Linked DNA regions of Homo sapiens: region 2 is linked to region 1. A link is an interaction called in ENCODE POLR2A ChIA-PET data of the cell type or tissue named here. Cell type or tissue: Caco-2. All regions are shown on one strand. Links, peaks and the distances in the headings refer to the core of each region. The heading gives the core; the rest is flanking DNA.

The links. ChIA-PET counts read pairs that join two places held together with the same protein. Peaks named below come from ENCODE experiments on the same cell type or tissue, not always from the same donor. Only the 100,000 strongest peaks of a DNase experiment are listed, where the experiment ranks them.
Region 2: POLR2A ChIA-PET joins it to region 1 with 14 read pairs; 5 of 35 experiments call an interaction of 5 or more read pairs at or near these places.

The regions. Positions count from the first base shown.
Region 1 is chr10:79,253,903-79,269,066 of GRCh38, forward strand. All of the region lies in intron 7 of ZMIZ1 (zinc finger MIZ-type containing 1), which reads left to right. Among named protein-coding and RNA genes, the nearest start is that of PPIF, 86 kb to the right of the region's middle. RefSeq lists enhancers at 2,096-3,091, 3,092-4,087, 7,450-7,744, 9,874-10,833, 11,376-11,425 and 1 more and a cis regulatory region at 12,188-13,044. In Caco-2, for the core only: no CTCF peak of the experiment used is centred there; a DNase peak (open chromatin) is centred at 7,586.
Region 2 is chr10:79,312,293-79,327,456 of GRCh38, forward strand. ZMIZ1 (zinc finger MIZ-type containing 1) reads left to right here. Exons shown (of 25, transcript NM_020338.4): 25 at 350-4,227. The coding sequence ends at 457. Among named protein-coding and RNA genes, the nearest start is that of PPIF, 28 kb to the right of the region's middle. RefSeq lists enhancers at 746-1,245, 5,392-5,451, 6,041-6,616, 15,052-15,111 and cis regulatory regions at 5,002-5,502, 5,135-5,864, 5,311-5,913, 5,324-5,824, 5,383-5,883 and 13 more. In Caco-2, for the core only: no CTCF peak of the experiment used is centred there; no DNase peak of the experiment used is centred there.

The DNA of each region.
Region 1 (15,164 bases), core at 6,513-9,012:
CACACTCACACACACACTCATGCACACACTCACTCATAGGCACCCCACCCTTGGGGTTTTCCTCTCCGTTCAGAAAACTTAATTGTAGCTTAAATTTTTATTTTCAGCCAACTTTGTTTTTAATGTTGAGTAGCTATCACTTGTTTGTATATACTTCAGAAACAAAGTCCCTGGGAGAGAAGGAGGCTGTTTTCTTAAGCTGAATCCTAGAACTCCAATTAGGAGTGATTGTTCCACTTCTGAGGTTTTCCAGCCGCTTCCTAGCAAGCCCTGCTGAGCCCCTAATTAGGCAGCCAGGGGCGCCCCTGTTCAGGGCCCAGCACATCTCAGGGTGGCCTGTTTGAGGGCCAGTCTTAGGGAAGTTCAGGGCCAGAACCCCAAGTGGACCTGCAGGGTACTGGGGATGGTCCTCTCTGTTCAGGGAGTGGACTGAGGTCATTGCCCGCCATCCCAGGGCCCTGGCTGCCTTTGGGGACATCAGTGCAGGGCACAGAAGCAGAGTCAGGGTGCCCTGGGTTTAGGGAAGCCCCATAAGCCGGGCTGGACGGCCCTTGGCCCAGGCAGGGTCCCATGGGGAGGCTGCCGAGTGCTGCTCTTGCTCTAACTGGGGATCCACCCACGATGGGGCCTGGCCCGCTGGTCTCTATTCACTGCTAAGCAAACTAAAGCTCACAAAAGTACCACAGGAATTAGAGCCAGGGCCACCCCTCAGGCAGGTCTGGGTGACCAAGTCCTGCCTTGCAGTCAGCGTGATATTCCATGCCATGGGTCCCATTTGGGTGGGGGATGGCCTTCCTGGGGTGAGGCAAAACTGAGAAATTTGAAGGGCAGTTTAGACAGGTGGGCGGGGGCGTTGGTGGGTGAGGGTGCCAGGCAATGCAGGGAGAGCCGACTGAGTGAGGGACCTCGGCCTTGTTGGCTTTCAAAACCAAACACCTGATACCTTTCACCGCAGTCGTGATTTTCAGCACATTGCCCGATGGCCCCCATCCACTCTTGCTGGGGAAGAAGGGCGTGTGGTTGAAGAAACAAACCTCTTGCAGCCTCAAGGTCTCCCTGAGCTGCCCACGACAGCTGGTGCCTACTCGCACCCCGCAGGGCTGTGGGCCTCCAGCCCGGGCTGGCTGGGTCCTCTGGTGCCATGGATGCCTGTGGCCGCCCTGGGAGACGTTGCCCTCCACCCAGCCCAAGCCGATTCCCTCTGGCCTTGAGGAGGTTCGGGTTTCTGCCTGCCAGGTGGGCAGCTCCCCTCATTCCCCACAGCAGCCACTGAGCTCACGACACTGCCCTGCTCCTGCCACCTGAGTCCCCAGGTGCCATCTGCCACCCTGTTTCCAGGCGGCAGGTAGGTGGCCTCAGGGCAGGGGAGAGAAGAAGGCAGGCAAATCCCAGATGGGGAAGGCCGGGCTCTAGCCCTGAGGGGCAGGCAGTGCCTGGCCTGCCACCTGGCACCTGGGTTGCCCCCACCCTTCTTCGGGAATGGATGTGAGCAAGTCTGCTGAAGCATGGGTATGAGTAGGTAAGGGGGTTCCCCTAGCATATCTGTGGCTTAGTTTCTCTGCAGGTGTGAGGAGTGGAGTCCGTCTGGGCACCTCTGTGTATATCTGCGTTCCTAACCATCTCTGTCTTGAGCCCGGGCATTCACCAGCGTCCCTGCCCGCTCCCCTCTTATTTCTCTGTGCTCTCCAAGTGTACCTTCCATGTCTCTCAGGGTCTCTGTGTTCCTGCCTATCTCTGTCTCTGCATTCTGAGCTCATGAGGGTGCCTTTGCCATCAGAGCCACCTCTCCCCGCCACCCCCCACATTGAGTTGTTCTACTTAATTTCATTTTCCCGGGGCTCCAACTCACAGAAATAAACCGTCCCTCCCCACCCCTGCACTTTTTCGATTTAACAAGCCTGCTGGAAAACAATAGTGATTTCCGCATCGATCATAAACAGAAGTGATTACCATACAATTACAGCCTGAACCATCAGTCTGGATGCAATCACAGAGCCGCATTGTAAATCGGAAGACAATTGCCTGCAGAATTACCCCCAAATTGGTTTAAGTGGCAACAAAGGAGTGTTGGCATTTTGGTATTTTGGAAAGGGATGGGGGGAATGCGGGTGTCCTGGTGGCAGAGGGTCCCCACTGGGAGCCCCCCAGGGCCCCTTCCTTGGCATTGAGGAGGCTCTTGCTGGGGAGAGCTGCCTGCCACCTTCCTCCCCATGATTTTCCCTTCAATTACTGCTCCCTGCCCGTCTTGGCACAGCTTGTCATAAACTCATTTATACTAATGTGTGAGTGGCTAAGTGTGCCTTCGAACTTGGCCGGCAGAGGGGTGAATCTGATGGAGGGAATTCTGGGGGGCCTCCTCAGCTCCCCAATATCCCCCTTTCTCCATTCCCATCTCACCTGTGGCTCTTCCATGTCACCCCATCCCTCTATGCTCCTGGCCTGGCACCCACCCCACAGTAGCCTTCCCCACTATCTCCCAGCCCTCGGTGGACTCTGGCCAGCATCTCCCACATCCCATCCAGAGCAGCCCCCTCCCTCCTGCAGCTGCAGTGTGTGCCCTGCATCCTTCCCAGCCTTCCAGACCAGCTGGAGGCCACAGTCCAAGCCAGGTGGGCTAGGGCGGCCACTCCAGGGAGGGAGCCTGCCGGTGCCCCTGCAGCACATGCTGAGGGGATCACAGGTGGGTCTGCTCCTTTCCAGCCTGTGGTTTCACAAGAAATGCCCTGCCAGCAGGACCCCTCTGAGTGTCTGAAGACTGGACTCTTAAGCTCCAGCTGTTTCCACAGGGGGCATGTCTTGCTCTGGGAGGTGATTTCTCTCCAGGGTCAGGCTGCTCTGAAGTTACCAGGAAAGCCTGCCCACCCACTGACACAGTCAGATCCCCTCACAGGCATCCATATCCAGGTCATAAGTGCTTTGGCATGCCCCATCTGATCCTCACAGAAAGGTTTGTGCATGCTTGTGATTTTGCTCTAGTTTTTCCATTAAGAAAATAAAAAAGAGGTGGGGAGACCTGAGGGGTGACATGGCTTGCTCCAGGTGACACAGCCCATCAGTGAAAAGTGACGTCTTCAGGCTTCTATGTGAGTGCTTCTTCCTAGATGCTGTCTACAGCCTCCCCAGACCCACATGAGACAGACTGGGGTCTCACCTTGTCGCTGACCTGCCTTGAGACCTCAGACAACACCAATAATTAAGCAAGCCCGAGTGAGCACATGCTCCGTCCTCACCTGTTTATTCACATGTCAACTCCGCTCATCCCATTGCAGCCCTGTAAGAGGATGGGTGGGTCCCTAGTGAGGGGACTGAGGACCACTGTGGGGACCCCAGAGCCCTCAGATTCCTGGTGACAGCAGCTGGTCTGCCCCCTGTCTGCCAGCCTCTGAGCCTCTGCTAATACACCCTGGAAGGCAGGAGAAGCCGGATGACCCTGAGGTCTTTTGCACCTGGTGCCACTGAGGGCCTCAGTTGTGCTGTCCTGGTTGCTCTGCAAAAGCTTTAGGACTGGGCACCATCTAGAGTTGGTGTATCTGGAACCAGAAACTCTGTTGGCTGCCCCAGCTCTACCCTGAGTCAGGGGAACATCGGTGTTGCCCTGGGCTTGGCCTGCAGAGCTGGGGTGGGTCAGGCTTTGGGGTGACCCTGTGCCTGGCATTGGGAGGTGCTAGCATTGGGAGGTGACTGATCTGGAAGAGAAGCCAGGCCTCACAGACCATGGTGATGTTCAGGGAAGAAGCTGCTGGTCTTTGCCTGCCAGGCAGACCTGCCCTCCCCAGGCCCCATCCTGGAGCCTTTGCTCTTGCTGTCTATCTCCTGGGGAGCCAGGTGTCCAGTGGAAAGACGGGGTTCCAAGCCACAGAGACCTGGACTCAGGTTCTATCCCTGCCACTTTATGGTTTGCACCGTCTTTAACTCTGAGCTGTATTATGAGACCACAAAGGTGATTGCTGTTGAGTCCAGGGCTCTTCAGACAATAGCCCTACATCCTTGGTCTCAGAACCCAGAGGGAAGGGACCTCGCTTTTGTTGAGCATTTGTCATGTGCCAGGCTTTGTCCTGGGCATTTTAAGGATGGCCTGCTTACTCTTCACAGCAACCCCAAGAAGGTAGTCAGAAACTGGATTTGCAGAGCCCAGCGTGGGAGCCAGTATCCCCATGTGCTAATTGGAGCTTAAATTTAATGAAATGAAGTTAAATGGGCCGGGCACGGTGGCTCATGCCTGAAATCCCAGCACTTTGGGAGGCTGAGACAGGAGGATTGCCTGAGCCCAAGAGTTCGAGATCAGCTTGGGCAACATGGCGAGGACTCATCTCTACTAAGAATCAAAACAAATTAGCCAGGGGTGGTTATGCACGCCTGTAGTCCCAGCTACTCAGGAAGCTGAGACAGTGGGATAGCTTGAGCCCAGGAGGTCGAGGCTGCAGTGAACCATGTTTGCAGCACTGCACTCCAGCCTGGGTGGATAGAGCCAAATCCTGTCTTAAAAGAAAAAAAAAGAAGAAGAAGAAGAAAAGAAAATAGTTAAATGGAATTTAAACTCAACTCCTCAGTTGCACTGGCCACACATGTGCAGTAGCACATGTGGCCCCTGCCTCCTGTTTCGGGCAGCACAAATCAACATTTCCAATACTGCAGAAATTCTGTTGGCCAGCAGTGTACTGTGTTATCCCATTTCATAGGTGTGAAGTTGAGGATGGTTGGTGATTGTCATGCGTAGGGTCTCAGTTGGATGAGGCAAAGTGGGACATAAACCTGTGCCCATCAGTGCAACATAGCTTTCAGCACCAACATTCTAGGCTCTCCAAGCCCAGCCCAGATAGCTCCCCTTTCATGAGCCTTCCATGAGTCTGAAGGCCATGGACTGTTTTCTCTGCATCCTGATGCTGAGCCCAAGGCCTGCCCCAGGGCAGGCACTTTGGGGTGAGTATCTGGAGTGGGTGATGGAAGGAATGACTGACTGAACATGGTCTGCTGAAACTTTGGGGCGAACTCACTCCCCTCCTGATAGAACTAATGTGGGGAGGGCAGAGCCAGCTGCTGAGGAGTGATGGATGGCCCCTCTCCCAAGATAAATGTGGCAGTCAAGGTAATCGGATTGTGTGTGACGGTCTAATTTGTAGGCGAGGGGAGGAAGCGCCCAGCCATGCCTCGCCCCAGCCGCCCGTATTAGTTTAATCAAATGCCCAGTATCTAAATGACTGGGCCCAAGTGATGGATGATGTGAGCTTTGTTAAATGTTGTTGCCCTGTCGAGCCAAACTTCCCAAGGCCCTGCCCGGCTCCTGGACTGTTTAATTTGTTTTTTCTTGCTTGGTTATCTCTGCGTGGGGCAGGGAAGGGGGGGCTGGAGCTCTCCTGTCTGTCTTAAAGCCTCTGGTTTTTCATGGAGGAGAAGAGAGAGGAGGCCAGACCTAGGGGAGGAGTGGGAGGGAGTCACCTTCTGCCTCTCCTGAGAAGCCTTCCTGGGTCGCTGCACAGTCTTGAGGAGCCCAACTCCCCAGAACCCTTCAACAGGGCTTCATCGTGCACCGTGTGGCTTCTTCTGTTCCATGCAGACTCACCCTCACCCTGTGCTTCTCACTCCATTAATGGGGTATTTTGGGATGCAGGACATTCTTCCATAGGAAAATTTATCAAGTTTCCCTAATGCTTAGTGCTTGTGTTTCTTGAGAATTTCCCCAAACCCCAGATCATGAAGATATTCTCTATCACCTTCTTTTTTTTTTTTTTTTGAGGTGGTGTCTCACTCAGTTGCCCAGGCTGGAGTGCAGTGGTGCAATCTCAGCTCACTGCAACTTCTGCCTCCCAGGTTCAAGTGATTCTCCTGCCTCAGCCTCCCCAGTAGCTGGGATTACAGGCTCACACCACGCCCTGCTAATTTTGTATTTTTAGTAGAGACAGGGTTTCACCATGTTGGCCAAGCTGGTCTCAAAGTCCTGACCTCAAGTGATCTGCCTGCCTTGGCCTCCAAAAGTGCTGGGATTACAGGTGTAAGCCACCGCGCCCAGCCTTTCCTCTGTCACCTTCTAGACAGTATGTTGTTTTGCTCCCCCTCTCTCCACTCCCCTCGACTTTTTGTTGGTCTGTGGTGTGAGGTAAGGGTCACGTTTCCGGTCTGGTCATTCTGAGCTCTGAGCGTCTGCTGTGTGCCCCAGACTAGGCTGTGTCCTAGCAAGAGACAAAAGATGAAAGAGGCACAGGCGTGACAGTGAGTTTGAGTTCAAAACAGCATGCATACTCTGCCAGGCTTTGTGTACCTGCAGTGCCCTGCCTTCCATCAGTGTTAATTGTCACCTGTGTGCCAGGTATTGTTCTAGGCACTGGGGATGTGCTGGCGAATGTAGCACATGGGAACCCTAGCCCTGGTAGAGCTTTTGTTCCAGCATGGAGGGAGGGGAATCAGGACTTTAAAAGCAGGTGGTGATAGGTGCTCTGAAGAACAATGAGGCAGGGGAGGAAAATAGAGGGAGTCGGTGGTGGGGAGGTACGACAATTCATAAACGGTCAGGTCAGGGAAACTCTGGCTGCATGAGGATGAGGGGGTGAGTGAATCACGTGGCTGTCCAGGACGAGAACCTTCCAGGCAGAGGTGGCAAAGTCTCTGGTAGGTGCCAAGGATAGAATAACCCTGGAAGGAAAAACCCAAAGCCACCAGCAGTGGTTCCCCTTTGGAAGGAATGGCAACAGGGAGGCGTCAAGGAGACTGTTTTTCAATGCACGCCTTTTATTCGGCTTCTGTATATTTCTAATTACTTCTTCAAAATAGCATTTCAAAGTGAAGAAATGGAACGGTGAGGTGGAATCATCGGATGTGATGGGGAAACTGGGTTTGGAGGCTGGGGAAACATTAGCTTTATAAGGAGAATGGATTTGTGTAGTACTTATGTAAATGAAAAGTAATTGTATTAATTAAAACTAAATAGATCCCACTCTGCTGTTTTCGCTGGTTGTCCTTGGGCAGGTTTTCTTAACCTCTCTGAACACTAGTTTCCTCCTATCAAATCAGGGTAGTTGTCTCCACAGGATTGTCAGGAAAATGAACAGAGAAAGGAGGCGTGTCTCATTTCTGCCTAGCCTGCAGCTGACCTTCCCGAGGACACGTCCCTGCATGACCTGGCTCTCTTCAGGGCAGAGAGAGACTGTATCCCTGTCTTCAGATTCTCCAGGGGTTCGAGACCCCAGAAAGGCCCAGACTCTGCACTCCGGCTCCCCCAAGGGTAGTTGGATGTGCTCCAGACCCCCAGGCTGAGCGTCATGAAAGACCCTGTGGCCCCGCCGGGTGGTCGGGTTTTTGACCCGGCCGGCCCCTCAGAGGCCCATCCAGTTCGTGCTTGCCCAACTGGTGCGCGCTCAGCTCAGGCCAGCTGGTCACCCAGCTCCAATGCCCCTCCCTACCCGGTGTTCCCTTCCCTCTCCCTACATTCCGTGTTAATTTTTCATGGCCTCCATCAGAGGCAGAAGGCAGAGAGCTGTTTTCTGCAGGGAGAGAGCAGGCGCTGGAGGGGGAGGAGGGAGAGAGCTGCGTGCTGATTAAACACTGCAGAGGCCTAAACAAATGACGGCTCCCTCCCCCAGCTGCTCTGGAAGAGAAACAGGGAGCCTGGCCTGAACTGCAGATGGCCCAGGCTGCTGTCTGTCCCTCGCCTACCTGGGGCTGCTTCCTAGAGCCGGCAGTGAGGCGGAGCCTGCAGGACCTAGTTCAGTTCTTACAGCCACTCTGTGAAGCAGGCTCCAAGGCAGAGGGCTGAGGGACACCAGCAAGTGGTGTTGCTGAGAGATGCCGGGCAGGGGACAACAATGCCCTCTCAGAGTAGAAGCTTTAATTAGACCACACATGCAAAGTGCTCAGAACAGTGCCTGGTCTGAATCAAGTTCTCCATCCATAGCCACTGTCAAGGTTACCTTGTTACACCTTTAGAGCACCGAGGTGAGATAGGTTTGCATGCAGGCAAAGAAACCAAGGTGCACACGCCTGCCAAGATCACATAGTTCATAACTAGTAGATAAAGCCAGGGCTCCATGTGCCTGACACCCTTGTAAGAGTCCTTTCTCCTGTCTCATAGGCCAGGGAGAGAGAGCTCAGGGTCAAATCTCCAGAGCTTTGAATGCAAAGGTCAGGGGAGGTCCACAGCAGTATCAGCGAACGTTTGCCAAGCACATGCTTCTGCTGGCCCTAAGAACTTGCTTATGTCCTGAACCCAGAAGGGGAGAGAAAAGAATGTTTCCCCCCTCATCTTGTTCATGGAGTAACAGAGCACCTGCATCTTGCAGGCACTGAGCTCATCCCTTGGTCTCGAGCAGTGGTTCTCAAAGTGGGGTCCCCAGGTCAGCAGCATCAGCAGCACCTGAGACCTGGCTAGAAATGTATTCGTTGGCTCCACCCCAGACCCACTGAATCAGAAACCCCACTGGGGGTGGAGCCCAACATGCATGTGTTTTAACAAGCCTTCCAGATTATTCTAATGCATGGGCAAGATTGAGAATCCCTGGCCTGGAGATCCAGGCTGCAGTGAATCATTCAGCCCTGCTCTGGGACCGCACCATCCAGACATCACCCCAAGTGTGTTACACTGAGTAACAGGTGCAGCCAGGAAGCACCAGATGTAAATGGCATTCTTATAAACCATTTTGATTTTCATTGCAACAAGGCAACTGGATATTTAAAGAAACCTCACAGAGAACCATTTCATCAGGTAAAGAATCTTCTACAAAAAGAGAAATTCTCTCATTTCCTCCCTCCCCTCAGTGTTCTATAAATTCAGTCCCTATCTCAGGTTGTCTTGAACGGCGTGTGCTTGTGCACGACTAAAACCGGTAGCTAGCATGCTAAAAGAGTGACATGTATTCTCCAGAATGCACAGGGACCCCTGCAGCTGGGAAGGAGGGCCCAGAGCAATGAATGGAGACCAGTCTGGTGTTTGGGCAGCCAGTGGGCATCCACTGGGCAATCTGCTGGGGACTTGGAGAGGTTTAATAACAGCCAGGCATATGTGATTTCCAGGGCTGTCAAGCCTCCATACTCTGGGTTTCTCGGAAAAGGAATGGAACGACCGATTAGGAAGTCAAGACGTAGAAACATGAAATGTGCCAGCCGTCAGCTGCTTCTGCTGGATGAATGGATAAGAGGGAAAACCCTACAACAGGTTTTGGGTCGAGAACCCATCTGAAGGTTGTCATCTCCCATAGCACAGGGTCAGAAGGGAGCGCGTAAGTACCACTGCATGCGCCAGCGCAGTGGCGCAGTGACAGAGATGGTGCCATGCGCTCCTGAGCTTACAACACGTGTTTCCAGAGTGGTCACAGCTGGCGTGGAGCCTGACCTCGTGGCTTCGGTCTTTGCAGGGTTTAGACCTCAGGTGCACTAGCTCAGAGTTAGAGGAACGAATAGCCTTCTGAGTTTCTTGCATCAGGAACCTGAGAGTCTTGGCAATTAACCAAGTCAGTCAGGCACTGTAAGCAGGGAAGGGTGGGGTGGAGTCGGGGGTGCAAATGGTTGGAGGTGAGATGGTAGAGTCTGGTCAGCAGAGTCACCCAGCAAAGCGCAGCCCATCTCAGTTCCTCTCCTGCCCCTTGTTACCACGGCACAGGTCTCCTGAGTCACTCTTCAGGTTTGGGAAGATTTGTGGGTGTTTTCTTTGTAATAAACAGTGATGCCCTAGGCTCACCACCTCCCCAAGGCTTAGTGTCAGCACCGGGCCCCCAGGACAGAGCCCATACTCTGGATTCATGAGCCCAGGCTGGGTGGAATGAAGCCACTTGAGAGGTCCTGGGGGTTGTCACTGGCAGGAAAAACCAAGGGCTTGGAATTGGACACTAAGGGTTGAGGTCAAATCAAATCAAGGGAGTACATGACAAGGTCTCTCGGTGCTCAAACACATGGTCTCTTGCCGTCTGTGAAGTCCGGACAGCCATGATGTGTAGACCCCAGGGTCTTTTTGACCCTAGGGAAGGCCCAGCCTCACTCCAACCACTTCTTCTTATGCTGGGTGGGAGAGGACACAGCTAAACTGCCTACACCCACCTGGGAAGGGTAAGGAGGGGACCTCCTCAGAAAAGTAAATTATGCAGGGAAGAAATTGATTCACATAACCCCTCCTTACCCTTCCATCTCCCTGAGAGCCAGCAACGGGCAGTGATGTTTAGCCCCGAGGAAAAATTACATGCGGAATGGAAAGCAGGCGCTCAGGGTGGCTCCTGCTGGAATGAGAGCTGGAGTGCAGGCTCCGTGGTTCCTGGGCATGCGGGTGTGGCTCAGTTCTCACCTTGCAGATGGAGTGGGACTGTTGACCCAGGCCAGCCTGGGGACTGCCTCCTCACCTCCCTGCGCAGGCTGACCTTGTCACCTTGCCTCTTGAGCTTGCCTCTCTCCTGCCCAGAGGTCCTTGGAGCAAAATGGAGGTCGAGAGGCATTTGGCACTCACGCCTCACCACGGACACTGGTGCATTCTTGGGTACCTCTTGGCCTCAATCTATTGCTGGGGGAGGGAGGACTGAGGCCCATTGCTGGGGCCCTGAATGCAGGGACTGTAACCACCCATCCCCTTCTCAGGGCACCTCTCCCCTCTCCAGCACGCTTGCTTTGCTATTAGTGCTACCTAATTTCCTACTGAGGTGGTCTAGAGCTCCTCCGCCATTGCCCTGCCGCCAGCAAATTTTTATCCCTAGGGTAAGATGACAGAGGCCAGCCTTGGCCCTGGCCTGCCACATACTCAGGTGTGCACTGAGGCACAGTATCTAGTTTCTCCAAGATAGGGGCTGTGACCTGTGACTACCCCACCTCCGGAGGGGCTTGTGAGGGTCTGAGGAACGAGGAAATGTGAGCCAGCCCCTCACAAGGGCACAGTACATGGTGACAGCTCCTGTGAGCTGTTCTCAGCTAAAAGTGCATGGTAGGACTAAGGGGGCACTTTGCAGAAGCATTTATTGGGGTACCCCCAAAAAGAAAGGGGGGCATTCCCTTTCTGTGGACAACACCCTCTTGAGCTTGTTTTGGGATGTCTTTGATGGCCCCTGAGTTAGAGATGATAGTGTGAGGTGGCAGGGAATTTTCTGGGCTGGGGTTTTAGTCTGGCGTCTTATCCTGGGTCCATGCATCCTGCCCAGCCTCCACTGGGTGAGGCATGGCCAAACCGGTTTGGGAAACAGCACTGACAAAACTAGCCCTGACGGCTCTGAGGTTCCCTGGAGTTCAGTTCCCAGGGTGAGTTCACACGCCTCGAGGCTCCCAGTTCCCAGCTCCTGACAACCCGGGCAGCCCTTGGGGAGAGGGGGCGGGCGTGCGAGGAGTGTTCCTAGAGGGAGGGACAGGCTGTAGGCCCTCTCTCAGGCCAGACTGGACCACAGGACCTGAGAAGGCAGGACCTGCCCAGCACAGGGAAGCAGGTAGGGCAGGGTGAGCTGGGCCGGGAGCCTGCTTGCAGATCCCAGGCCACCTGCACCACCCAACTAGCCAGTCCTCCCTATGCACAGGGCTTCAGCTTGTGTGGGGACCGGGGGTGGGGGCAGCAGAGACGGACAGGGTCACTCGCAGCCCAAGCGCCAGCAGACAACTCCTTTTTTTTCTTTTCTTTTTTTTTTTTTTTTTGGCCTTTCTTACCCACAAGTGATGGTGATAGAGGTACAGGGAGCAGAACATGGGAATGATCTAGAAAACTCAGGAGGAGCTGAAACTCAGTTCAGCTTGCTACTGATGGTGCTGAGGCAGCAATACCATCAGTCTGCCGGAGACTGAGATTTTCCCCCAAGGAAAACCTCTCTGATGTAGGTTCCAGGGGTCAGCTGTCAGGGTCACCAGAGTCCAACTCACAATGCCCCAGAAGTGATGTTTTCTATAACCAAGGAGAAGGCCTAGCCCCTCAGCAGCCCCAGCAGCTGAGACCACAGGGTGCTCCCCACCCATCCACTCTCCTAGGACCCTGTCACCCTCAGAGTCCTGCAAGCATCGGCTGTTTGACCTCAGCGAATCCACTCTACTCTCTGGGCTTTGGCCTTGATCAACGGAGCAGCCCAACAGGGTGAGCTCTCTGGAGCCCCTTCCATCTGTAATCCCTGCTAGCGGTGTGGAGAGGCAGTCCACCCCAAGTGTGCAGACAGACAGCTCACCCCATATCACCTGCAAGATTGAGAAGAAGTCATGCAAGGTCAAGACTGGCCTGCGCCCTGAGAAACGTGACCCCACTTGGAGGCCAGGGCTGATTCAGGGGGCCACAGACTTCAGAGAGCAGTGCCCACCCCCTGTCTTTTACATGTGGCCAGAGACGGGAGGAAGTTGCCCACAGTCACACAGGAGGTTCAAGAAGCTGGGGTTGGCACCAAGTCTTAGGAGTGGGAGGCAGGCAGGAGGCACAGAGCTGTCTCCTGGGGATATGCCTGCTCTCAGACATGATGTCACAGAATTATGGGCATGAAAGTGGGGCCTTCGCGTACCAGCAGTGGGCGGGGCCGTTGTCCTGTGGAGTGACTGTTTGAATCACCCCTTCTTGGGCCTGGATTTCCCTTTTGTAAAATACAGGTAGTGTAATCCTTGGCAGGGTCCTAATTGGGTCTTGGGAGGTTTGAATGAAGTAGGAAGAACCACACGGCTGGGAGAACCAAAAGGTTGTGTGCTCCCACGGCCCGGTTAGATCCTCATCCACAGCAGGGTGAGTCGGGCCAGAAGGGGTGCCCCATCTTACAGAAGCACACACATGGCCCTGAGGCTGCACTGATGGTGCGGTGGTCTCGCTAGAGCCAACCCTGGTCTCCTGGGGCCCAGTAGTCACTGCCCCCGGTCCGAGGACTGTGAGTCTCTGTGGTCATGTGCTTCCTGTGCTATTTCCTCCTGGGAGATGACCCAAGAGAGCTGGCAGGGAGGAGGCCCCTTTTCCTATTTCTGGGGCACCCAGCAGTGACGGGTCTACAGGCAGGAAGTCCAGCCCCAGAGCCCCAGCCTCCAGCCGGGCAGAGTAACAATTCTGCGGCTAGTTCTGTTCTCAGGGCTCATGAGTCAGACCACTCATTCCTGCTTTGAGTAAATCAGCCAGAGTAGGAATCCTAGTTCCTGCCCGTCTCCCACCTCCTTCTGGACACAGTGGAATGGGGCTGAGGAGGGGCTTGGGCTCTGCCCACCGCCCAGGCCTCCTATTGTGGAGAGGACAGCTGCAAAGTCCCCCCAGCCCCTGTACCCACACACTCCAGAGGAGGAAGGGGTCTGCCTAGACCAGCCTCCTGGCACTGCTTGGCCTGAGAGCAGAGTCAGAAATGAGTGCCTGTCGGGGTGGCCCTGTGAGGGCCTGGGGTGTCTGGATGTGGGCACAGTTGGGTGCTAGGGGAGCACCCAGTCCAGTAGGGAAGGGGGCACTGTCTGCCCCAGGGAGCACCCAGTGTGAAGGGGTGGTGTGAGGCTGGGCACTCCTGAGCATCTGCATGATTTTCTTGGAGATGGGTGAAAGAAATTGTATTTTATTTGAGCAATTTTCTACAGTACTTAGGTGGAGAAATGGAGCACCCTCTGCATCCCAAGGGAACATGTATACTACAGCAACACTGCTAACAGTTTATTCCCATGTAATGCTTTCTACATGCCTGGTATTGTACCAACATTCTATGTATAGTAACTTACTTAATCCTCATGGTAATTTAGGTGGTAGGTGCTACTTATTATCCCCATTTTGCAGAAGGGAAAACCAAAGCACAGAGAGCTAAAGTAACTTACCCAAGATCACACAGCTGCTACGTGGCTGAGCTGGGATTTGAACCCAGGCAGCCTGGCTCCAGAGCTTGTGTTCTTGGTCACTCTGCCTCCTGGAGGCAGGAGACAGCATATTACTGCTTTTGGTTTCCAGGTGGGACTCTGGTGTGAGATGGGCCGTCTCTCACTTGTGTTGACAAAGGGGCCCTTCCTTCACCTCATGGTTCCTCACACCAGGCCAGTGAGCAGGAGAGGTTCCTCTTAGTGTCTGTCCATTTTAGAGATTTGATGAGGAGTCCAGGCCCGTGTTGACTCAAACCCCTGTGTCTGCTGCACTCTCCCGCCCCTCCCAAGCCCTCACCACCACTTCTTTTCTGTGCATGGCTATAGAACTTGGGGTCCCAGGGATATTCAGGAGACCCCATTGCCTTGAACTCCCAGGCTTCCCCGGTCCCAGGACCCTGTGTTTGGGAGCTGAAAGAGGAGGATCAGAGGGTAGGGGAGCACGGCCTGGGCCCAGGAGCAGAAGGAGCAGCACTATCTCCAGGGAGCCCTGGGTGAGATGCTGGGAACATCTCACTAACATGAACAGCAGCGCCGGCCCCTGAGCAGAGGACGACCAGGGCTGTGGCTGGCCCCCACGCTGTATGAACTGTTGCTGCTGTGAACTGCTTGCCTCCTGTTCCCCGTGACTGGGGTGGCTGTGCATGTCATGAAACATGTGTCATGTGACTCAGTTGTAGGTTTTATTTGAGGACAGCACCAGTCTCTGGACACATTCGTGATGAGATTCCTTTCAGAACCCTGTTTCTGAAGCTGGTTTCCTGCCCCCAGGAATGGGGAGCTGCTGGTAGGTTTAAAGGCCGCTGAGCGCCTGGTCACAGATGCTGCTCCAGTTGTCCGGGTCTCAGTGTCTGTCCTTCCTTCCCAGTCGTCTCAGCATATTGGGTTATTTCTAGCTGTGATTCATGTCAGTGTGTTAGTCATCTGTTGGCTGCATAGCATGTGCTAAACGCCGTGCTGGGTGCCAGGGTTGTAGAAGTGAAGCCCCCAAATCCGATCGTGGCCCCAGGGGCTCATGCTGTCGCTACGGAGCACCATGGCATTCCCCTGGGTAGTGTGGCCCAAGATTCGTGTCTGCATCCATCAAGCAACTGCCATCTACCAGGCCCTGTGCAGCCTCTGGGGATACAGATTGGAAAGAGGTAATCAGAATGCATGGGTGGAAGAAGTCCTCTGACCGCGTTGCAGAGGGCAGGTTGGCAGGAGGCAGGTTTGGAGATGGAGAGGAATGACAGGATGCTGTTGTCATAATTCAGAGGAGAACCGGCAGGGCTGCAGAAGGTGATTGGATTGGAGCAGGCAAGGAGCAAAGGGAACAGACTGCAAAGATCATCAGGATGTGGTGACCAGCGGGTGGGACAGGGAGGGGCCCGTCTTCCTGAGGCAGCTCGAGGTGCTCCCTGGGATTCTAGTGGATGTGGGAGCAGGAACTT
Region 2 (15,164 bases), core at 5,470-7,969, 57 kb after region 1:
GTGATTTCAGCTGGGAGGCCCAAGTGACCTGCCATGGGGCCTTCCCAGGTTAGGGCTGAAGTCCATGCCTGAAAAGGGTCAGCCCTGCTCAGGCCTCAGCTGGTGGGCTGCGGGTCCCAATCCTGAGGCTTGAAATGAGCATGGGGGTGCCCCACACTCGGTGCAGTGGCCGGGGTATGTGTGGGGATACCTGGCAGGCCCAAGCCCAAGGCTGTTCTCTACCCCTTTTTTTGGCTAGGGTCCTGAGAGGCAGGTGGAGGGGGACGGGCCAGGGCGCCCCTGCATTCCTCACCCGGGGCCTGCCTCTCAGGCACACCTCATCTGAACTTCATTACTCCTTCTTTTCCAGCTCCTTCCCGAACTCACAAATCCTGACGAGCTCCTGTCTTATCTGGACCCCCCCGACCTGCCGAGCAATAGTAACGATGACCTCCTGTCTCTATTTGAGAACAACTGAGGGCCACCCGGTCGGGGCCATCCCTCCACACTCTGCATCCTACCCCACCTACCCAACACACTTTTCCACCTGGGAGCCTGTGCCCTCAGACCGCCCCGCACCAGAGCCACGGGCTGTGGGGCGGGGAGCCCTCCCCCGCTGCAGCCCTCTCAGAACAGAGGGGTAGGGAGGGTGCACCAGTGCACCAGGAAGGCTGTGTGGGTCTGGAGCCCACGTCCCACCTCCACACCCTTGGCTTGGGCCCATGCCCAGCGCAGGCCTGAAGACCACCCTCCCGAGAGGAACCAGCCCGGTAAGAGGGCACACGCTGATGCGGCTTCCCGGTCCCTCCGCGTGTGCCGATTCCAGATGACCTTCCAGTGTCCCCAAGGTTCTTCCATCTTCTAGACTGTAACCCTGCCTCCCTGCTTCCTGGTCCAGAGCCTCCCTCCAGTGACTGTGGAGCCTGAGAAGGCCCCCGGGCCCCAGCATGGGCCCCGAGCCTTGGAGGAGCACTGGCAGTTGGTGGCAGTGAGACCAGCCCACCCACCACCACCCACCACAGAAAAGCACAAACCTCTGGGAAAGACAACGTCTCTCGGGGGCCAGGGGTCATCGGTTTGACCCCTGACCTATAAGCCAAGATACCCCATAAACACACTCAGAAAGCAGAGAAAAAGGACAAGAGTCTGTGTTTGAGAGGGGGTCTGCCATTCCTGCTTGGGGACTGGTGGGGAAGAGGGCCAGGACATCTTCTGAGCCAGGACGTCCCTGAGGCTCCACCTCCAAGCTCAGACAGGGCCCAGGCTTGGGGAACAGAGAGAGCAGGTGTACACCCAACCAAAGTGATTGTGCCCTTGGTTGGGGGGCGCGGGCATATAACCTGTCAGAAGCAAACAGGAGCGGCAACTTCTAACTTTGCTCCAAGCCACTCTCTTTTTAAACAGCAACAATTTAAAGCTATGAAGTCACCTGGAGAAAAGGAACGTTGCTCTTGGACAGCAAGCAAACCATTTCTCTCCGTCTGTTCTGTTTTTCTCCTAGTCCCTCTCCTGCCACCTCTCCAAGACTTCCGTGGGACACCCACTTCCCTCTGTCCTAGTTCTCTTTGTCCAATCAGATGGCAAGGGCAGTGCGTGGAAAGGCCGGGGAGGTGCAGAAACCAGAGCCCAGGGCAATGGTGTCTGTCCAGCCCCTCCCTCTGTCCCTGTGCTCCAAGCTGCCCCCGGCTGCAGCCCAGGCCATGGACATGTGCACCAGTATGTACCTGCAGGCATGGGGGGGAGGGGGGCGTGTTTCTGGGCCTGCCCCAGACACTGCCCTTGGCTGCCAGCCTACCCTGCCTGCACTCCTCCACCATCACAATCTCACCCAAACTCCTGCTCACTCAAGCAAAAGCAGCCTCTGGCCTTCCCTCCACCGCTTTGCTCCATCTGGCTTACCACTCTCCAGGGCCTCCTGGGGAGCCTGTCCTGTGTTCACTTTGTTTCAGGCTGGTCTGTGCCCCGTGAGCCACATGGCCTAGGGTGATGCCAGGTTGTCCCGTCACTGGGGTCCCATCTGTAAATTCTTTGCGCCCTTCCCGGCTGCTGCCTGGGGCCCTTTCCTGCTCTCCCGTCCGCTGTGGGTGGTCCCCAGCTCTCCTCTGTGGGTTTTACCGGAAAGGTGGCCCCAGCTGTTGACTTCCAGTCACTGTCCCAGACGGCACAAGGTTTTCTGTAGGAAAGCTGCCATTGCCCCGGCCCCTTTTCTTCCTTTGTCCCGTTGTCGAGGTTTTTTCAAATAGCGTGTTGTTCAGTATGCAAATCAATTATTTTAAGAATCGCTTTTGTAAATATCTTTGTGAATATTTTAGTATCGTCTTTGATAATATTCAACATTTTCATGACCTGGTTATAGCCTTTGCTGGTGTTTTTAAAATACCTGGACTCAATGACAAAGACCGAGTCTTCTTTTTTTTTAAACAAAAACAAAAAAAGCAACCAGGGCTATTTGTACAGTTGAAGGGGTGAACAGAATGGGCGGCTGTGCTGGGAGTTGGAAGACCGGGCAGCCCGCTATTTAGAGCCATCCCTCAGTCAGCTGGCAGGGACAAGCCAACGCCAGGTAGCATGTGGCCACCCTTGCCCAGTGTCTGTGGCCTGGCAAGTGGCCACGCCCTGTGTCAGACCATCTGGGAATTAAGCTCCAGACAGACTTACAGATGCCTTCCTTAGGAGTTCTTGCTTCTTGCGTTGATACTTTGCCCCAGAAAGGCCTGGGATTCATTCTGGTTCTTATCAGGGTGTGTCCACACTCTGCTCACAGGTGGATCCACGGCTTTCCAGTGCGGAGAGTCGAGATGCTCCCTGCAGCCCAGGCCCCGGGCACCTCCTGCAACCATCTCTGGGCTCAGCACCTGAGGCGGGTTTCCTGGGTCCCCTCTCCAGCAAGCCTCCACCAGCAAGCTCGGCCCAGAGCTTCCCTTCCGGCTGGCTCTGAACCGTGCGTGGTGCCTACAGCCTGCAGTCTGGAGACAAGCTCTTCCGGAGTGCTCTGGGAGCCAGGCCAGGGTGTGAGGGAGGTGCAGAGGCATCCGGGGCGGGAGCAAGCCCCAGGTTGTGACAGGTGCAGGTAGACAACGCCCATAAACAGAGATGGTCCTGAACTCTGGAGAGATCCTTCCCTGATCCTTTCGGACGACTACTTGGAGCCATAAGTAACCTCAGCAAAAACGAGGCCTCTGCAAGCCACTTTTCCATGCCAAGCATCCACCCGGCCCACAGGCATGTTTCTGCCGCCACTCCGCAAGATGGACAGGGAGCCAGCAGGCAGGCGGGAAGGGCCAAGTACAGGCAATCACCCCCATCTTCTTGGTTTGAAGCTTTATCCATGTATCATGTTCCGTGTAGCCATTTTATTTTTTAAGAAACTGCTAATACTTTCTCCCTAATGGAAGCCCTGATCCCCCAGAGAGCTACAGGTCTGCTCCCGACGGGCCTCGGGCCTGACCCGTCCACACAGGGCCGTGTCAACAGCAGCGACTCAAGGGACGTGTGTACATATGTAAATGAGAAATAGAGACGTGTCAACAGATGCATTCATTTCTCTTGGAATGTGTATTGTTTTTATTTTGCGAAACAAAACAAAACAAAAAAAAAAGCTTGGAACTCCATCACGTGGAAAAACTAGATCCTGTTGGTTATAGCATTTGTGAGTTCTCCACGTCTGTCTCTCTCGCTCATGTAATATACTCTGACCCTGAGTGGAAAGGGGTTTTTGTTCTGTTTTTATTTTACCTACATGTACTATTTAGCTTCAGTGTACTAGTCCTGCCACCTGTGTATTTTTAGGGTGCTATGGAAATAATGAAAAGAAACGGGGATTTCAGAAGAAAATTGTAACCAAATTCATACTTTGTATAATTTTTGATATCATGATCACAGGTGATTCACACGTACACACATAAACACACCCACCAGTGCAGCCTGAAGTAACTCCCACAGAAACCATCATCGTCTTTGTACATCGTATGTACAATGCAATCATTTCATACTTTAAACTGGTCAAAAAACTAATTGTGATTTCTAGTCTTGCAAAGCTGTATGTAGTTAGATGATGTGACAACCTCTAATATTTATCTAATAAATATGTATTCAGATGAAACCTGTATATTAGGTGTTCATGTGGTTATTTTGTATTTAAAGATCAAATTATTTGACTATTGCTAGACATTTCTATACTCTGTTGTAACACTGAGGTATCTCATTTGCCCATGTTAATTTTTTTCTAAATAAATTGACAAAAACAAAGGTTTGGCGAATTAGCTATTTTGTGGATGTTAAGGAGTGGTTTGGGTGTTTTTGCTTTTGTTTTAAACCACACCCCCCGCCCTGTTACCCTCTGCACACACAAAAAAGAAAGGCAGGTGGTTTGGGTGTTGAATTGGAAGAACCCCTGTCCATGGGGGTCCCTGGAACCAGTCCCTGGTGGGGCAAGTGCAGTGTGTGGCCGGATGGTTGGGGGAGTTGGGGTGGCTGAATAGGGCCAGGTGGCTGCAGGGTGCTAGGGGCCCCTGTGGCATGTGACTCAGAGTGTGCAACAGTGTCCCATCTTTGATGGTCCCTTGTGGATTATGCTGGGTTTAAGTAGCAGGAAGCTATTCATATTAAGCCACAGAGGGTGCTGTTCAGAGCACACAGGAGTGTGGCTTCAATGGAGAGTGAGCATTCACTGCACCCATGGCTCCCTGCTGGCATCTCAGCATCCCTGGCCTCCACCTCTCGGTACACCTGCCCCTCCCCTCCTAGGGAAGCTTGGGTTTTCCCTCCTCCGTGAGCATGCTTTACATGGGGTACTGTCTCACGATAGCCCCTGCCCAGGCCATGGTTCTAACCATCCTTCCAGCCTCGGCACCAACACAAACTGACAACACTTGATGTGTCTCCGATTGAAGTTTTAGGAACATGCATCTGACACAGCCCCGCAGCCAGTCCCTGCCCTCCCTCCACGCAGCCTCACCTTAGGGGGAAAGCAAATGTGGCTGTCATGGCCTTTCCTCCACAGGGACTGTCCACAGAGGGAAGAAGGGCCGGGCCGGCACCCCAGAGATCTCCACTCAGATGTATCCGGGTGTCAGGAGAGTGAGGGGCATGTGTGTGCAGGAGCCGGCGGTGTGGGGGAGGCTGCAGGGTGCTGCCTGTAGGGGGCTGGGTGCCTAGAAGCCCCCTGCTCCTGGGGCCTCTCCGAGGTGGCTGGAGTTTCTCCTTTTGGAGGGAGGTGGAAGGTGAGGAGGAGAAAAGATTTACCTTAAATAATGGAACACCCACCGGCCACTGCTCAGCTGCAGGCACTGCCTTCTGCCAGCATCACCAGGACAGGCTGACTCTCTCTGAACAGACACCCCTCCGAGAGGAGGGTGATTAGTTAGCTTGAGGGAGAACTTCCCGTAGGAGACATGCCCCCCTCCCTGTGCCTTAGAGCAGTGTGGTGGGGCTGGACCAGCACTTTAATAAAACAAATGAGAATACAGTAGAAAATATCAGGAGTGTGCCCTACAAAGTAAAGGGTAGCATTCTATCAAGAAACGTGTGTGTGTGTGTGTGTGTGTGTGTGTGTGTGTGTGTGTGTGTCTGCTGAGTCATGATGTTAATTCTTATTTGTGGGTTGTGGTTGAAAACAAAAAGTTTGAATGCCATTGACTTAAAGGCAGGAAGTGGGCAGGGGAGCAGGGAGGGAGGAAGGGCAGTGTGCTCCCCCAACTTCATGATAATAAGCAAACCTTCCTGGCATTTCAGCTGGAGACTCTGAACCTGGGATACAGGCCTGTGGCTGCCCCACAAGGCTGTATGGAGACTGGCCGGCCCCATCTCAGCTAACTCCTCCCCAGACGGGTGACTTCCTTCTGTGAGCCTAACCCCTGGACCAGAAACATCCACCTAAAAAGCCCAGTGGGGGCCCTGGCTTGGGACAGTTCAGAGTTCAGCCTCCCAGCATGTGGGGCCACACACTGTGGATCATCTTACGTCTCTTCTTCCTCTAGCCCACTGCAAAAAGTCTCCACCCTGAATCCACTGACTGTCTTCATGTAAGGCCATGGGATGCTATTGGGGAAATTCATTCAGCCCCACAGGTCGATGTCAGGATACACTGGGGTCTCCAGCCTCCCTGAATGCTAAGGGCACTCAATGTTTAATGGCCCCCCATTTCCCTTCTCCTCTGCTCCAGCCTCCTGCTAACCACGCCCACCTCGCTCTAAGCAGGCTACCCTACCCTCACCCAGCTCCCCACTGTCCCTGCTGCTACCCACAGACCTATCTCCATCCACCCTGGCCATATCTTTTTCCACCCAGGCCCAGAGGATGTGGTGTCCCTTCCCCAGTTGGGGCTACCCCTCCCCCAGCCCCTGACACCATCACCCCTTTCTCTTCTCCAAGGAGTCTCATTCTATCAGCCCGTTAACCCTCCCCATACCTCTGCCTCCCGCCTCCCCGGGTTTAGTGGCCCAGGCTCTGGCATTGCAAGGTTCAGCTTGGTCTGGGCTCCACCCCTTGATGGCCAGTCTCTGCTCCTTCCCATGCAGGCTTCTCAGCCACAAAACTGCCAGTGCCCACTCTCTTTCTCTGTCACCCTTCATATGCCTGGTTCATGCCCCACCAGTTCTCTGACACTTCTCCTGCAAGCTCACCAATGGCCTCTTCGTTGCTGATCCACGCTGCTTTCTGAGACTGGACCTCACAGCTGCACTTGACAGTTGCCATTTCTTCCTTGAAGCTCTCTTCTCTTGGTGCTATGGTTTGAATGCTTGTCCCCCCCACCACAACTCATGGTGAAACTTAATCCCCGGTGTAACAGTACTAAGAGGCAGGCCCTTGGGTCATAAGGGCTCTGCCTTCATGAATGGATTGATGGATTAATGAGTTGGCAGATTCATGGGTTATCATGGGAGTAGGTCTCTTATAAAAGCCAACTTGGCACGCGCTTGCCCTCCTCGCCACATGATGCCTTCTGCCATACTACAATGCATCATGAGGCCCTCACCAGATGCAGCCACCCAATCTTGAACTTCCCAGCCTCCAGAAGCATGAGCTAAATAAACTGCTTTTCTTTATAAATTACTCAGTCTCGAGTATTCTGTTAGAGCAACAGAAAAGAGATGAAGACACTTGAATCCATGACAACTTCCTCTTTCATCTGTTTAGTTTTCCTGGCATCCCTCTGTGCCTTCCTTGTCTTCTCCGCAGGTTCCTATGGTAACTAGGTACTTGTGGTGCTTCATCAGGATCTTCTTCACCGACTGGCCCACCCATCCTGCCGCTGCTACGGGTGTTGGCCGCCAACAGCCCAGAACGTGCCCCTTTATCAGAGAATTTCCCTCAGCTCACAGAAACCTCCATGCCTGACAGGTTACCTGCCCCCTATCCCCACACATGCACCCCTGCCAGGCAGCGCACAGCCAAAATTGACTGCCACAAGGAATAAAAGGCCTCTTGGCTGGGGCATGATCAGTGCTCTCAAATCCTCCCTGTGGGTCAGGTCAGGGCTAGACTTTACCTGAGGCCACATGCTAACTCCACTCTCTCCCCTTCCTTGTTCTGCCTGCCTCCCTCATAGGTTTCTCCCAAGATCACTCCCTCAATAAATCATGGAATCAGCATGCCTGTCCTATGCTCTGCTCCTATCCAGATCGAAGACAGTGGGTGCTGGGAATGGGTCTGGGAGGCAGGCTCTGAGGATAGGATGCTGGAGAGGTACCACTGACCAGATGACAATGAGGACCCACCACTAGTGGCAGGAATTGGGTAGCAGTGTGCACCTGTGGTGAACTGGGATGGGACACAGGTGAAGGAGCTACACAGCCACAGCAATGTATCCGGCATCTGAGAGATATGGGCAAAGAATAACTATTAAGACTATGGACTTGCTAAATGTGGCTATTACTAAATGTCACCAATGCATTGAAGAAAGGAAATTACAGTTACAAATATCTTAACTGGCAATTTAGAGTGTGCGCATCAGAGGAAACTTCTTGGCAGGAAGCATTGGAAAGCGCTTACCTTCTGCAGCCAGAGGGCAGATGGAGTGACAATCAGGCAGAGGACTCATTGGAAAAGCAGCAGAACTTGAGTAAAGGCTGAATTCTCCATCAAGGGAGGTCTCCTATATCCAAATCAGGCCCCTGGTAGGGAAGGAGACACCAAGACTTGGGATGAGGACTGTCATACCAATGCCTCTCACAAAAAATGTTTATTATGACCAGCTGACAGAGAAGGGAAATTCTTGAGTTTGGGTCACAGATGGGTTGACTTGGCCTGTGGGTGTAAGCCAAAAATGGACTGAGCCTGCACTACAGTGCCATCCAAGGGTGGCCCTGAAAGATGTTGGTGAGAGAAAATCCCTCCAATAGGCAGAGATTTTGCCAAAGCACCTGGTCATCTCACGGCAAGAGAAGAGACCTGAAATAAGGATATACTCGTATTCATGGGCAGTGGTGAATGGCTTAGCTCTTTATTGGTCAGGGGCCTGGGAAAAACAAGTCTGGACTATCAGAGACAAAAAGGACTGGGAAAGAGGCCTGTGGATCTCTGAGAGTGGCAAAAAGTACGAAGATAACGTATCACATTTCAATACTCACCAAAGAGCATCCATTGCAGAAGCAACACCAAACAACCAAGTGGGCAGGATGACTCGGCCAGTGGACGTCAGCCAGTCTCTGTCCTCACTCGTCATCCTCCAACCAGTCCTTGCACCATATGGGCTCATGAACAGAGTGCCATGGTGACAATGACGAAGTTATATATAACCCTAACAGCCTTGGCTTCCTCTCCCCAAGGCTGATCTAGCTACTGTCACTGCTGAATGCCCAACCTGTCATCAACAGAGACCCAAGCTGAGCCCGTGATACAATAACATTCCAGGATGAAACCAACTAGCCACTTGGTGACAAGTTGATTATGTAGGACCCCTTCCCTCATGGGAAGGGCAGTGATTTGCCCAGACAGGATGGATGCATATTCTAGGTATGAATTCACTTCTCCTTCCAATGGAGCCTCAGGCCATTGGCACTATGGCTCACCAAGAGTCTGATTCACTGACATAGGCCCTCAGTTGACATCATTGCAGACTAAGAGAGCTGAGTCACCATGATTGCTGCATGGCAGTGGGCACACGACTGTGAAATCCACTGGTCCTTACACATTTCACAACATCTAGAATCTGCCAGTCTATAGGGGATAGAGTTGCCTCTTAAAGACACAGCTGAGGTACCAACTGGGAGGCAATACCTCATCAGTGTGAAGGATATGGGGTGCTATCCTTCAGGTTGTCCTATACATCCTAAATCAATGACCCCCATTCCCAACAATAGGCAGATAAAATAAACTTAATGTGAGAAGTGACTGGATCTGAGCAGTGCAAGGGGTGGGCTGTAGTAGACGCTGTGGCACCCTGCCCAAATCCCTTCTGCAGGGCAAGGCACCCCTCCCCTGGCTGCCGTGAGTGTTGGCTCTTCACAGCTTACAGCCCACAGCCCCCTTTCTCTGGAGAATTGCCCTGAGGTGACCAGAGCTGTCTCACCTGGGAAGTTCCACCCTCTGGATGTGGCCCACAAAAAATGGCTAATCTAGAGTACAAAGTGCCTGCCCTCTTGCCTTAAGGATCTGGCTTATGCTCCAAAGTCTTTGCTCCATGATCCAGCCAAGGGCAGCCTTTCTCCAAGCCCCTCTCATTGTTCATCTCTTCCCCCTCCTTACTCTGCTTCTCTCACTCTTACAGATTGTTTCTGGATAGCAGTACCTTTAGTGAATAAATCAACTTCACCTGGCTGCAAAAAAAGTATTTCTCTGCTCAACAAAACAGAACCAAAAGCTGCTGCTGAGTGCTAATGATGCAAGGGCACAAGTATGGGCAGGTAGCTGAGAGAAGCAGAGAGTGTGACAACTAGAGAGCACTGATTGTGACCAAGGGGCATCTGCTTCTCTGGGTGTTTGTTGCCAGGTGAGAATGCAGACCCAGCTGTTGCTAGACTTCTGATTTTCCAAGAGAATCTAGAAATGCAGGTTTTTAAAAAAAGTTGCAAATAAGCAAACAAAAATGTGTACAGACACCTATGGCCTAAATAAAGTCCAGGTGTGAGCTGCATCTGCCTCAGTGGTCCCCAGTCCCTGACCTCTGACCCAGGGCCAAATGCTGGTTTAAGTGGCGGGACTGAAATGCAGCCCAGCCCCGTGAGACTCTGGAGCTTAACCACCAAGTTCTATACCTCTAGATTAGCTGGAGAGACCAGTCCCTGCCTAAAGCAGAAATACCCATGGTCTGCAGATCCCAAGACCGGACCCATCTGCCACCATCCCCAGCCCTGAACATGCTGTCTTTGGCCACCATAACACACTACCCTGTTCTCATGCCCATATCTTTGCCAATGTCTGCCCCTCCTCCTGGAATGCCACTCTAGACTTTTGGGAATGCCTGTGCACCCTTATCCTCCTTCCCTGGAAACTGCCATCTGCCGCTGCAGAAGGGCAGACATGTTTGACCCACATGACCAAACCCCCCTTGACCCCAGCCCATTAGACCAGGAGGGACACGTGTCGCGAAGGACTAGCTGGCCAGTGACCAATCATGTTACCCCTGCCCCAGTCAAGAATCTGACCTGAGGCACAAAGATTGCAGGTGCCATTGTGGCCCCGGCTGGATCTAAGGCCTGACCTGCCTCTTCCCCTGCTCTCAGTGGATCTCTGTTACTAGGCTCAGTCTTTGCCTTTGACTTTTTCCCTCCCCTCCAGGCTGCATGATTTCCCTTTTTCTTTTTATGACTTTGCTTATATCAAAAGTTAAGTCTTATGTCAACCTTGTCATGAGAACAAAAGAAGCTTTCTAGCTTTTAACTAAAAGGATGTCAGTTAACAACGGAAATATATGTCAAACAGAAACAGGGTCTCAGCTTTGTGGTCTTGGGAACCCTCTCTTCCTATTACTACTGCTTATTATCCAGGACCTGGCGTCTTCCCTTTGTCACCCAGGGCCCGGTGTCTTCCCCTCACCACCCGGCACCTAGTAGTCTTCCCTGGAGCTAGTGTCTTCCCTGAGAGGCAAGACAGACCAGCCCAGCCAGAGTGCTGCTGGTAACATCACAGAGACGGCAGGCCCCATCTTTGGCAGCTCCCCAGACTCTCTGTGGTTTGGTTTTGTAGCCTGACACTCGAGGTGGCTCACAACTTCCTTCTGGAGTGAACATTTAACATCCTGCCTGCCCGTCACCCCTCCCTTCTTCAGGGAACCGTACTCGCTTTCTTCTGAGCATCACTCTGCGCCTCTTACTGCCCCTCTCTGATATGTGAGCCAGGCCATGCTGCTGTAATAAACACCAAACTATCAGTGGCTCAAGACAATGCCCATGTCACAGCCCAATGTGGGTGCCCCTGGTTGGACGCTGTCTATGTGGTCATTCACTAACCCAGGTCCTTCTCATCTGGTAGCTCTGCTCTCCTTAAAATTTTCTGCATTCAGCTGGCAGATGAGGAAAACCAAAGGAGTATCCCATAGAGAGTAAGTTTATGGGCCAGGCCCACATTTATTGGCTAGAGTTCAATCTCATGACTGTGATTGACCTACAATTTCAGTTAGCTACACCTAACTACAAAGGTAGCAGGGAGGGTCTTCAGAGAGAAGGCAAAGATCCAGGGAAAGGCACTTCAGCTATGTGCCTAGACAGGAGACAGAGTCCTAGGGAAGGATTCTGTTTGTTCCAGCTGGGTTCTGTGTCCATTCCCTGGCCTGGTCATTTTGAACTGGAAGGCAGAGTTGTTATCAGCTCCCATGGATTCAAATGAACATTTAGACAGTGTATCAGTTAGGTTTTGCGGCAGAACAAACAGCTATTTATTATTAATGGCCTAAAACAACCATTCATTTTTGCCTCTGAGACTGTGGGTTGAGTGAGAAGTTCTGTCGACTGGGCCAGGCTCATATGATCTCAGTTGGGCTCACTCACGTGTCTGAGGCCAGCAGGCAGGCTAGTTTAGAATGGCCTCACTCGCATATTTGGTAGCTGGCTTGCAGTTAACTGGAGTGAGGCTCCCTGGGCTTGTTCAAATGGTCGCCTCAGGATTGTACAGCATCACTTCAGCCTCATTTCATTGGTCAAAACAAGTCCCAAGACGAGCCGAGATTCAAGGCCTGGGAAAACAGACTTCTCCTCTTGATAGGGACAGCTACAACATCACATTGCAAGTTGCCGTGAATAACGGAAAGAAAATTGCAGGGTAGACAATTGCAACCTACCACAGCCAGTCTCTGCCACATAATCCCCTGGGAGCCAACACAGCCCTGCCTGCCAGTCCACAGTGACTGGTCTGCGGATGCAGGCACCAATCAGAATCCTTCCCTAGCATTTTCCATCCTGGTGCTAGCATATCCCAGTCACACCTGTGTCTTCCTCAGTTACATGAGCCAGTGAATCCCCTTTCACAGAGACCCACATTTGACTTGGGTCTCTACCGGGCACTGCTTAAGCCTCTGGAGAAACATCTGACAAATGCAACCCCTTACTGTTTGGTTGACCCACGCCTAAGGTGCACTTGATGCACCGATGGACGCAGGATGGATTCACGAAAGGGCTGTGAGAGAGATGTGGACATGAACAGGGCTAGTGGCAATTGGCCCTTCTCCCAGCCAGGCCATGTTACTCCAAGGAGAGGCGTGAGTTGCCTGGTGTCCACCTGGGGACTCAGAGACTCCAGGGTCAAACTGAGTATGGTCAGGGACTGGGACCACATCACCCATCCCAGGGATGATGGTGATGGGGACCCAGAATCCTGAGCACTTTGGGGGCCCCTGACCCCCTAGAATGCATGCTCAGAAGATTCCACTGTGGCTGGACAGAGTGAGACTACCAGTGTAATTGTCAGTCAGGGAGGTTTGGGTGCCAGCAACAGAAGCTTATTTTGATCACCTTAAGGGAAGGAGAAAGGGTATTTGTTGGTAGGATGTGAGTGAGTGGAAAGGTGGAGGGAAGAATGGAAAATACGCTCAGAACAGACAGGAGCCTGCCCTAGACAGGCTTGTCAGCAGGAACTGGTGGCCTTATCTGGCACTGATATAGGAAAGAACGGACTAATTCCACCTTTTCCCCCCTGTCTAGGTGTCACCTCCTGCCAGAGAGCATCTGGTTGGTCAAGCTGAGGTCATAGACACACTGCCCCCACCGCACAGACCTTTTCTTCACTAATGGTAAGAGAAAAGGGTCTGCTGGAAGGTGCCTCAGGGGCCCCTTTAGTTTATTCCAGGGATTAGCAAACTAATTGGGGTCCAAATCCAGCCAGGCTCCTGTTCTTATGCCCCTGATCTAAGAATCGATTTTATATTTTTAAGTGATTACATTTTAAATGATTGTATAAGTACCTACATCACAGCCTCAATTTTGTCTCTTGGTCCACAAAACCTAAAGTATTAACTATCTGGCCCTTCAAGAAAAAGTGTATAGACCCCTGGCTTATACAGTAGGGCTCAGTCACCTGGGTACATTGATCCAGGAAGACAGGAAGGGCAGCCAGACATGGTGAAGACCATGTGAGTCTGTGTGTGTGTGTGTGTGTGTGTGTGTGTGTGTGTGTGTCTGTGTGTGTCTCCATGTGCGTATCTGTGTGTCTGTGTGTATGTTTCTGTATGTGTGTCTGTGTCTCTATGTGTGTCTGTGTGTGTCAGCAGGGCTCCCTGTGTGTGTCTCTGTGTGTGTGTATGTGTCTCTGTATGTGTGTCTGTGTGTGTCTCCGTGTGTGTCTGTGTGTGTATGTGTGTGTCTGTGTGTCTCTGTATCTATGTGTGTCTGTGTGTATCTGTGTGTCTGTGTGTGTCTGTGAGTGTCTGTGTGTATCTGTGTTTTTGTATGTGGGTCTGTGGGTGTGTCTCTGTGTGTCTGTGTTTCTGTATCTGTGTGTCTGTGTATGTGTCTCTGTGTGTGTCTGTGAGTCTCTGTGGGTGTATCTTTATGTGTCTGTGTGTGTGTTTGTATTTATATGTCTGCGTGTATCTGTTTCTTTGTCTGTGTCTCTGCATGTGTCTCTGTGTGTGTCTGCTTCTCTGTGTGTGTGTCTGTGTATGTGTGTCTGTGTCTCCATGTGTATCTGTGTGTCTCTGTGTGTCTCTATGTGTGTGTCTGTGTGTCCGTGTGTGTGTCTGTGTATACATGTGTGTGTGTCTGTGTTTTCTGTGTGTGTCTGTGTGTCTGTCTCTCTGTGTGTGTCTGTTTCTGTGTGTCTGTGTGTCCATGTGTTTGTGTGTCTGTGCGTGTGTGTCTCTCTGTGTGTCTGTGTGTTTCTGTATCTGTGTGTCTGTGTGTGTTTCTGTGTGTGTCATCAGGGCTCCCTGTGTGTGTCTCTGTGTGTATGTCTCTATGCGTGTCTGTGTGTCTCTATGTGTGTGTCTGTGTGACCTTGTGTGTGTGCATATATGTGTGTGTCTGTGTTTTCTGTGTGTGTCTGTGTATCTGCCTGTGTGCTTTGTTTCTGTATCTGTGTGGTGTTTCTGTGTGTGTCTGTGTGTGTCTGTGTGTCCATGTGTTTGTGTGTCTGTGCATGTGTGTCTCTCTGTGTGTCTATGTGTTTCTGTATCTGTGTGTGTGTGTGTGTGTGTGTCTGTGTATGTGGGTGTCTGTGTGTGTGTGTGTGTCTTCAAACTGAGATGTCTCCCCACCAGCTCTTTCATCTAGGAAGAAACCCAGGAATTAAGGTGACATGATTTGGACAGGATGCTCTTCATTGTTGTTGTCAGGTTAATGGAAGCAATGCTTTGCAGTGCAATTCAGAGCAGGAAGGAGTATGAGCTTTGTAAATGCAGAAAATCAGGGTTACTGTCAGGAAAAGGGTCATGTTGATGTGAAATGGAGAATGTGAATGTTTCTTATAGATCTGGTCACCTTCATCCACCATGTGGGAGGTCCCAATCTCTGAAACTGCCACGTAGAAAGATCTCATGGAGTGACCACATGCAAAGTGAGAGATGCTCAGTGAGCCCTGCTAGCTGAGTCTTTCGAGCCTGGGCCCCAGACCTGTGAGTGAAGACGCCTTCAAGATGAACCCAGCCCAGCCACCATCTGGCCAAGGCTGTGTGCCACCTCAAGGAGGAACCGCATAGCTGAGTCCAGTCAAGCTCTAGATCCCTGAGCAGAATCCGTGATTGTCATGGTTTAAAGCTGCTGTTCTGGGCAAGCTCGCCGTGCAACAATAGAACCCAAATCGCCACCTTGGAGGGA